Regions from separate parts of the Homo sapiens genome. Here region 1 is linked to region 2. A link is an interaction called in ENCODE POLR2A ChIA-PET data of the cell type or tissue named here. Cell type or tissue: PC-9. All regions are shown on one strand. Region 1 overlaps MICA (MHC class I polypeptide-related sequence A). Region 2 overlaps MICB (MHC class I polypeptide-related sequence B).

Region 1 (5,000 bases), 94 kb after region 2:
GTCCCTGCTCTCTGCCCCTAACTTTTCTGGAAAAGGCCTCTCCAGTCACTCTTGCCCCTGCCGACTCTCACCTTCTTTCTGGTCCTTGATATGAGCCAGGGTCATCCTGAGGTCCTTTCCGTTCCCTGTCAAGTCCCTGGTCTCTCTGTCCCATGTCTTATTTCCCAGGACATCTTCTGCCCACTGTCCCTGGGGCTTTGCCCTGCATTTCTGCCTGTCATAGCGCAGGAAGGGCTGACCATCCAGATGTACCTCAGCAAGAAACCCTGACTGCACAGATCCATCCCAGGACAGCACCGTGAGGTTATAACGAAGACTGTGGGGCTCTGGGGAAGAGGAAATCACAGGTGAAACTTCTTCCTGGAAGTAACTTCACATTGATGTTTAACACACAGGTCTGCTGTCCCAACCTTCCTGGGGCAGGAAATGCACACGGGCAAAGGGACAAGAACGAGGATTTCATATACAAAGAAAACTGTGAGGGTGGGAGGATAGAGGAGGGGGCTGATGAACAGAAGAAGGGGGAATGAAGATGGCAAACTTGTAGGCCAGGTGCAAGGACTGGGTGGCCACAAGCCCCCTAAGGGAATAGGGGCCAAGGGGAGAGGCTGCCCTGCAGGGGCAAGGGAGGAGCATGAAGGTGGTGGAAGGAAGGTCTTGCCAGAGGGGATGGTGGGAATGGGAAGGGACTCAGGCTCAGAGGGACCCATGTCCAGTGTGGCTGTGGTGCATAGGCTGAGGGTGAGATGGAGGCAAGGGGAGCTGCCTCGAGAAGAGACTCATCATGGGCATGGCGGGGACAAGGGAGGGGGTGGTCATGAGGCACAAAGGGTAGGAAGGTTGTAGCCCCAGAGAAGTTTATAGTGGGGTCAGTATCCCAGAGGGGAGCAACGAACGGTGTGGGCTTGGGTTCAAAGTGGAAGAGTAGCATGACAAGGCCCCAGGACAGCAATTGGATGGAACAGCTAGTGTCCACTGGGGTGAGCAGGTGACAAAGAGTCAGTTGATCTTTTCAGCAAATAGTTCTGGGGGCAGGGGGTGTTAAAATAAAATTGGACCCTTAATTTGCACTATATACAAAAATTAACTCAAAATGAATCAAAGACCTAAACTCTACACTCAAGAACTAAAACCTAAAAATTTCTTAGAAGCAAACATTGGGGATAATGTTCATGACATAGGATTTGACAGTGCTTTCATGGATATGACACCAAAGCACAGATAGAATAGAAAGAACTGACAAAGTAGACTGATGAAAATTCAAAACATCTATGCATCAAAGGGCACAATCAGAGTGAAAAAGCAATCAACCCCGAAATGAAATAAATATTGCAAGTCATATATCTGATAAGAGAAGCTATGTGGGGGAAAAAATGGGCAAAAGACTTAAATGGCCAATTCTTCAAAGAAAATTACAAATGATCAACAAACACATGAAAAGATGCTCAATATCAGCACTCATTAGGAAAATGCAAATCCAAACCACAATGAGATGCCACCTGAAACCAATCAGGATGGCTGTTATCACACACCTACACACACACATACACACACACACAGAGCAAGGTTGGCAAAGAGACAGAGAAAATGAAGCCCCTGTGTACTGCTTCTATTTCTGGATATATACCCAAAAGAAATACCCAAAGGAAATAAATATATACCCAAAGGAAATGAAATATTTGCCAATATCCAAAAGGTAGAAGTAACCCAAGTGTCCATTGTCTGAGGGATGGATAACCAAGATGTGGTACATACATATAATGAGTATTATCCATCCTTAAAAGGAATGAAATTCTGACCCATACTACAACTTGGATGAACCTCAAAAATATTATTATTATTATTGTTTTATTTTTTTTTTTGGAGATGGAATTTCACTCTTGTTGCCCAGGCTGGAGTGCAGTGGCCTGATCTCAGCTCACTGCAACCTCCACTTCCCGGATTCAAGCGATTCTCCTGCCTCAGCCTCCCAAGTAGTTGGGATTACAGGCACCCGCCATCACGCCCGGCTAACTTTTATTATTTTTAGTAGAGATGGGGTTTCACCATGTTGGCCAGGCTGGTTTCGAACTCCGAAACTCAGGTGATCCACCTGCTTCAGCCTCCCAAAGTGCTGGAAATCCAGGCGTGAGCCACTGTGCCCACCGAACCTCAAAAATATTATAAGTGAAATAAGCCAGAAACAAAAAGACAAACATTACATGATTCTGCTTAAATGAGGTACCTAGAGTGGTCAAATTCATAGAAACAAAAAGTAGAATGGTGGTTACCAGGGGCCAGAGGTAGGGAGGAATGGGGAGTTACCGATTAATGGGCACAGAGTTTTGGGTTGCACAAAAATGTGAATGTATCTAATGCCACCGAGTATACACTTAAAAGTGGTTAAAACAGTAAAATTTATGTAATGTATAATTTACCACAATTAAACTTTTAAAGAACAACATATGTCAGTCCTATTCAAACTGTTCTGAAAAATAGAGGAGGAGGGAATACTTCCAAACTCATTTTACAAAGCCAGGAATATCCTGATACAAAAACCAGGCAAAGACACATCATAAAAAAGAAAACTACAGGCCTATATCCCTGATGAACACCGATGCAAAAATCGTCAAGGAAATACTAGCAAACCACATTCAACAATACATTAAAAAAGATCATTCTTTATGAGCAAGTGGAATGTATTCCAGGTATGCAAGGATGATTTAACATACACAAATCAATCAATGTAATACGTCATATCAACAGAATAAAGGACAAAAGCCAGTATCATTCAATTGATACTGAAAAAGCATTTGATAAATTCAACATCCCTTCATGATAAAAACTCTCAAAAAACTAAGTATACAAGGAACAGACCTCAATATAATAAAAGCCATATATGACAAACTCACAGCTAGTAACATACTGAATGGGGGAAAACTGAAAGCCTTTTCTCTAAGATCTGGAATAAGACAAGGATGACTAATTTTACCACAGTTATGCAACACAGTACTGCAGATCCTAACTAGAGCAATCAGACAGGAGAAAGAAAGAAAGGGCATTAAAACTGGAAAAGAAGAAGTCAAATTATCCTTGTTTGCAGATCATGTGGTCTGATATTTGGAAAAACCTAAAGACTCCACCAAAAAACCATTAGAACTGAAGAACAAATTCAGTAAAGTTGCAGGATACAAAATCAACATGCAAAAATCAGTGCTAACAGCAAATAATCTGAAAAAGAAATCAAGAAACGAATCCCATTTACAATAGCTACAAATAAAATAAAATACTGAGGAATAAACCTAACTGAAGAAGTGAAAGACCTCTCCAATAAAAACTATAAAACAGTGATGTGGCTGGGCGTGGTGGCTCATGCCTGTAATCCCAGCACTTTGGGAGGCCGAGGCAGGTGGATCACCTGAGGTCAGGAGTTCAAGACTAGCCTGGCCAACATAGAGAAACCCCATCTCTAATAAAAATAGAAAATTAGCCAGGCACAGTGGCACATGCCTGTAATCCCAGCTACTTGGGAGGCTGAGGCAGAAGAATAGCTTGAACCTGGGAGGCGGAGGTTGCGGTGAGCCAAGATCACACCCTTGCATTCTAGCCTGGGCAACAAGAGTGAAACTCCATCTCAAAAACCAAAAACAAAAAACACTGATGCAAAAAATTGAAGGACACAAAAAATGGAAAAGATAGTCCACGTTCATGGATTGGAAGAATCAGTTTTGTTGAAATATCCATACTACCCAAAGTAATCTACAGATTCAATGCAATCCCTATCAAAACACTAATGACATTCTTCACAGAAATAATAAAAATAATCCTAAAATGCATATGGAACCACAAAAAAACCAGAATAGATAAAGCTATCCTGAGCAAAATGAACAAAACTAGAGGAATCACATTATCTGACTTCAAATTATACTACAGAGCTACAGTAACCAAAACAGCATGATACTGGCATAAAAACAGACACACAGACCAATGAAACAGAATAGAGAACCCAGAAACAATTCCATACATCTACAGTAAACTCATTTCCAACAAAGGTACCAAGAACACACATTGGCAAAGGAGAGTCTCTTCAAAAATGGTGCTGGGGAAACTAGATATCCTTATGCAGAAGAATGAAACTAGACCCTGTCTTTCACCATATACAAAAATCAAATCAAAGTGGATTAAAGATGTAAATCTATGACCTCAAACTATGAAACTATACAAGAAAACATTGGGGAAACTCTCTAGGATATTGGACTGGGCAAAGATTTTTAAAGTAATACCCCACAAGCACAGGTAACCAAAGTAAAATTGCATAAATGGGATCATATCAAGTAAAAAGGCTTCTGCACAGCAAAGGAAACAATAAACAAAATGAAGAGACCATCCAAGAATGGGAGAAAATATTTTCAAACTATTCATCTGACAAAGGATCAGTAACTGAAACATATAAGGAGCTCGAACAACTATAGGAAAAAAAATATAATAATCCAATTTAAAAATGAGAAAAGATCTGAATAGTCATTTCTCAAAAGAAGACATATAAATGGCAAACAGGTATATGAAAAGGTGCTCAACATCATTCGTCAACAGATGAAGGCAAATCAAAACTCCTACGAGATAACATCCCACCCCAGATAAACTGGCTTTTATCCAGAAGACAGGCAATAAGGAATGCTGGCGAGGATGTAGAAATAAGGAATGCTGGTGAGGATGTACACTGTTGGTGGGAACGTAAACTAGTACAACCACTATGGGAAACAATGTGGAGGTTCTTCCAAAAACTAAAAATACAATAGAGCTGTCATATGCTCCAGCACTCCCACTGTTAGGCATATACTCCAAAGAAAGGAAATCGGTATATTAAAGAGCTATCTACTTTTCCATGTTTATTGCAGCACTATTCAAAGTAGCCAAGATCTGCAAGCAATCTAAGTGTCCATCAACAGACGCATGGATAAAGAAAATGTGGTGTACATGTGTATGTGGAGAACTATTCAGCCATCGTGTCATTTGCAAAG
Region 2 (5,000 bases):
CCCCAGTGAAGTTTATAGTGGGGTCAGTATCCCAGAGGGGAGCAATGATGTGGGCTTGGGTCCAAAGTGGAAGAGTAGCATGACAAGGCCCCAGGACAGCAATTGGATGGACCAGCTAGTGTCCACTGGGGTGGGCAGGTGACAGGGTCTCAAAGAGTAAGTCCATCTTTTCAGCAAATAGTGCTGGGGGAACTGGATGTTCAAATAATATAAAATTGGACCCTTAATTTGTACTATATACAAAAATTAACTCAAAATGAATCAAAGACCTAAACTCTAAACTCAAGAACTAAAACATAAAAATATCTTAGAAAAAAACATTGGGTATAATGTTCATGACATAGGGTTTGACAGTGCTTTCATGGATATGACGCCAAAGCACAGATAGAATAGAAAGAACTGACAAACTGGACTCATGAAAAATTCAAAATATCTGTGCATCAAAGGGCACAATCAGAGTGAGAAAGCAATCAACCCCTGAAATGAAATAAATATTGCAAGTCATATATCTGATAAGAGATTAGTTTCCAGAAGGCCAGGCGTGGTGGCTCAAGCCTGTAGTTCCAGCACTTTGGGAGGCCGAGGCGGGTGTATCACCAGGTCAGGAGATTGAGACCATCCTGGCTAACATGGTGAAACCCTATCTCTACTAAAAATACAAAAAATTAGCCGGGTGTGGTGGCGGGCGCCTGTAGTCCCAGCTACTCGGGAGGCTGAGGCGGGAGAATGGCATGAAGCTAGCGGGCGGAGCTTGCAGTGAGCTGAGATCGTGCCACTGCACTCCAGCCTGGGCAACAGAGCAAGACTCCATCTCAAAAAAAAAAAAAAAAAAAAAAAGAAAAAGAGAGAGATTAGTTTCCAGAATATGCAAAAAAGTTTGACAAAAACAACAAAACAGTCAACCCACTCAAAAATGGGCAAAATAGCCATGAGAAGCTATGTGGGGGAGAAAAATGGGCAAGACTTCAATGGCCAATTCTTCAAAGAAAATATACAAATGATCAATAAACACATGAAAAGATGCTCAATATCAGTACTCATTAGGAAAATGCAAATCCAAACCACAATGAGATACCACTTCAAACCAATCAGGGTGGCTATTATCACACACACACACACACACACACACACACACACACACAGCAAGTTTGGCAAGGAGGTAGAGAAACTGAAGCCCCTGTATACTGCTTCTAGAAATACAAAATGGCACGCCTGCAATGGAAAACACTATGGTGATTCCTCTAAAAATTAAAAAATGAAATACCGTATGATCCAACAATTCTATTTCTGGATATATACCCAAAAGAAATACTCAAAAGAAATAAATATATACCCAAGAGAAATGAAATATTTGCCAATATCCAAAAGGTAGAAGTAACCCAAGTGTCCATTGTCTGAGGAATGGATAACCAAGATGTGGTACATACATATAATGAGTATTATTCATCATTAAAAGGAATGAAAATCTGACCCATACTACAACCTGGATGAACCTCGAAATATTATAAGTGAAATAAGCCAGAATCAAAAAGACAAACATTACACGATTCTACTTAAATGAGGTACCTAGAGTGGTCAAATTCATAGAAACAAAAAGTAGAATGATGGTTACCAGGGGCCAGAGGTAGGGAGGAATGGGGAGTTACTGATTAATGGGTACAGAGTTTTGGGTTGCACAAAAATGTGAATGTATCTAATGCCACCGAGTATACACTTAAAAGCGGTTAAAACAGTAAAATGTATGTAATGTATAATTTACCACAATTAAACGTTTAAAGAACAAGAAATATCAGTCCTATTCAAATTGTTCTGAAAAACAGAGGAGGAGGGAATACTTCCAAACTCATTTTACAAAGCCAGGAATATCCTGATATCAAAATCAGGCAAAGACACATCAAAAAAAGAAAACTACAGGCCTATATCCCTGATGAACATTGAGGCAAATATCATCAATGAAATACTAGCAAACCACATTCAACAGTATATTAAAAAGATCATTCTTCATGACCAAGTGGAATGTATTCCAGGTATGCATACACAAATCAATCAATGTAATACATCGTATCAACAGAATAAAGGACAAAAGCCATATCACCATTTCAATTGATACTGAAAAAGCATTTGATAAGTTTAACATCCCTTCATGATAAAAACTCTAAAAAAACTGAGTATACAAGGAACAGACCTCAATATAACAAAAGCCATATATGACAACTCACAGCTAGTAACATACTGAATGGGGGAAAACTGAAAGCCTTTTCTTTAAGATCTGGAACAAGACAAGGATGACTACTTTCACTACAGTTATGCAACACAATACTGCAAGTCCTAGCTAGAGCAATCTGACAGGAGAAGGAAATAAAGGGCATCAAAATTGGAAAAGAAGAAGTCAAATTATCCTTGTTTGCACATCATGTGGTCTGATATTTGGAAAACCTAAAGACTCCACCAAAAAACTATTAGAACTGAAGAACAAATTCAGTAAAGTTGCAGGATACAAAATCAACATGCAAAAAACAATAGCACTTCTATGTGCTAACAGCAAATAATCTGAAAAAGAAATCAAGAAACGAATCCCATTTTCATTAGCTACAAATAAAATAAAATACCTAGGAATAGACTTAACTGAAGAAGTGAAAGATCTCTCCAATAAAAACTATAAAGCACTGATGCAAAACATTGAAGAGGACACAAAAAATGGAAAAGGCATTCCATGTTCACGGACTGGAAGAATCAATGTTTATTTTTATTTTCTGAGATGGAGTTTTGCTCCTGTTGCCCAGGCTGGAGTGCAATGGTGCAATCTCAGCTCACCACAACCTCTGCCTCCTGGGTTCAAGCGATTCTCCTGCCTCAGCTTTCCTGAGTAGCTGGGATTACAGGCATATGCCACCACGCCTGGCTAATTTTGTATTTTTAGTAGAGGCGGGGTTTCCCCATGTTGATCAGGCTGGTCTTGAACTCCTGATCTCAAGTGATCCACCTGACTCGGCCTCCCAAAGTGCTGGGATTACAGGAGTGAGCCACCGTGCCCAGCCGGAAGAATCAATTTTGTTAAAATATCCATCCTACCCAAAGCAATCTACAAATTCAATGCAATTGCTATCAAAACACCAATGACATTCTTCACAGAAATAGAAAAACAATCCTAAAATGTATATGGAATCACAAAAAACCCAGAATAGATAAAGCTACCCTGAGCAAAAAGAACAAAACTAGCGGAATCACATTATCTGACTTCAAATTATACTACAGAGCTAGAGTAATCAAAACAGCACGGTAGTGGCATAAAAACAGACACACGGACCAATGAAACAGAATAGAGAACCCAGAAACAAATCCATATATCTACAGTGAAGTTATTTCTAACAAAGTTACCAAGAACACATACAGGGCAAAGGAGAGTCTCTTCAATAAATGGTGCTGGGGAAACTAGATATCCTTATGCAGAAGAATGAAACTGGACCCTATCTCTCACCACATATAAAAATCCAATCAAAAAGGATTAAAGATGTAAATCTATGACCTCAAACTATGAAAACTATGAAAGAAAACATTGGGGAAACTCTCTAAGATATTGGACTGGCAAAGATTTTTTAAGTAATACCCCACAAGCAGAGGCAACCAAAGTAAAAATGCATAAATGGGATCATATCAAGTTAAAAAGCTTCTGCACAGCAAAGGAAACAATAAACAAAGTGAAGAGACCATCCAAGAATGGGAGAAAATATTTTCAAACTATTCATCTGACAAAGGATTAGTAACCAAAACATATAAGGATCTCAAACAACTCTATAGGAAAAATATCTAATAATCCAACTTAAAAATGAGCAAAAGATCTGAATAGTCATTTCTCAAAAGAAGACATACAAATGGCAAACAGGTATATCAAAAGGTGCTCAACATCATTCGTCATCAGATGAAGGCAAATCAAAACTCCTACGAGATATCATCCCACCCCAGATAAACTGGCTTTTATCCAGAAGACAGGCAATAAGGAATCCTGGCGAGGATGTAGCAAAAGAGAACCCTTGTACACTGTTGGTGGGAACGTAAACTAGTATAACCACTGTGGGAAATAATGTGGAGGTTCTTCCAAAAACTAAAAATATAATAGAGCTGTCATATGCTCCAGCACTCCCACTGTTAGGCATATACCCAAAAGAAAGGAAATCGGTATATTAAAGAGCTATCTACTTTTCCATGTTTATTGCAGCACTATTCAAAATAGCCAAGATCTGCAAGCGACCTAAGTGTCCATCAACAGACGAATGGAGAAAGAAAATGTGGTGCACACGTGTATGTGGAGTACTATTCAGCCATCATGTCATTTGCAAAGAACTGGAGGTCATCATGTGAAGTGAAATAAGCCCCAGGCCCAGAGAGACAAACTTCGCATGTTCTCACTTATTTGTGGCAGCCAAAAATTAAAACAATGGACCTCATGGGGAGAGACAATAGAATGACGACTACCAGAGGCTGAGAAGGGTAGTGGGGAGTGGGGGAGTGCGGATGGTTAATGGGTACAAAAATATAGTTAGAATGAATAAGATCTAGTAGATAGCACAGCAGGGTGAGTACAGCCAACAATAATTTATTGTACATTTAAAAATAACTGAAAGAGCATAATGGGATTGTTTGTAGCACAAAGAAAGGATAAATGCTTGTTGTGATAGATAACCCATTTACCCTGATGTGATTATGACATATTGTAGGCCTGTGTCAAAATATCCCATGTACCCCATAAATATATACATACATATCTACTACGTACCCAAACAAAAGTTAAAAATTAAAAACAAAGCAAGGGGTGGGGGTGCTGGCCAGAGAGAGAAAACCAAGGTAGAGGGGGAGATTCTCAGCCTGAGGAAGGACCTGCCAAAAGGAGTAATGCTGGAGGGGGAGCAGTGGCACCCCAAGAGCAGGCAAAACAGATTTTAGATATGCGGTGTGGGGAGTGAGAGCCCACTGGGGTCAAGGAACCAAAAGAAAAGAAGGAA

Evidence for each region. ChIA-PET counts read pairs that join two places held together with the same protein. Peaks named below come from ENCODE experiments on the same cell type or tissue, not always from the same donor. Only the 100,000 strongest peaks of a DNase experiment are listed, where the experiment ranks them.
Region 1: POLR2A ChIA-PET joins it to region 2 with 11 read pairs; 15 of 35 experiments call an interaction of 5 or more read pairs at or near these places.

Annotation. Positions count from the first base shown.
Region 1 is chr6:31,405,869-31,410,868 of GRCh38, reverse strand. MICA (MHC class I polypeptide-related sequence A) reads right to left here. Exons shown (of 6, transcript NM_001177519.3): 2 at 72-326. Among named protein-coding and RNA genes, the nearest start is that of MICA, 4.8 kb to the right of the region's middle. In PC-9, no CTCF peak of the experiment used is centred here; a DNase peak (open chromatin) is centred at 2,938.
Region 2 is chr6:31,500,092-31,505,091 of GRCh38, reverse strand. All of the region lies in intron 1 of MICB (MHC class I polypeptide-related sequence B), which reads right to left. Among named protein-coding and RNA genes, the nearest start is that of MICB, 4.4 kb to the right of the region's middle. In PC-9, no CTCF peak of the experiment used is centred here; no DNase peak of the experiment used is centred here.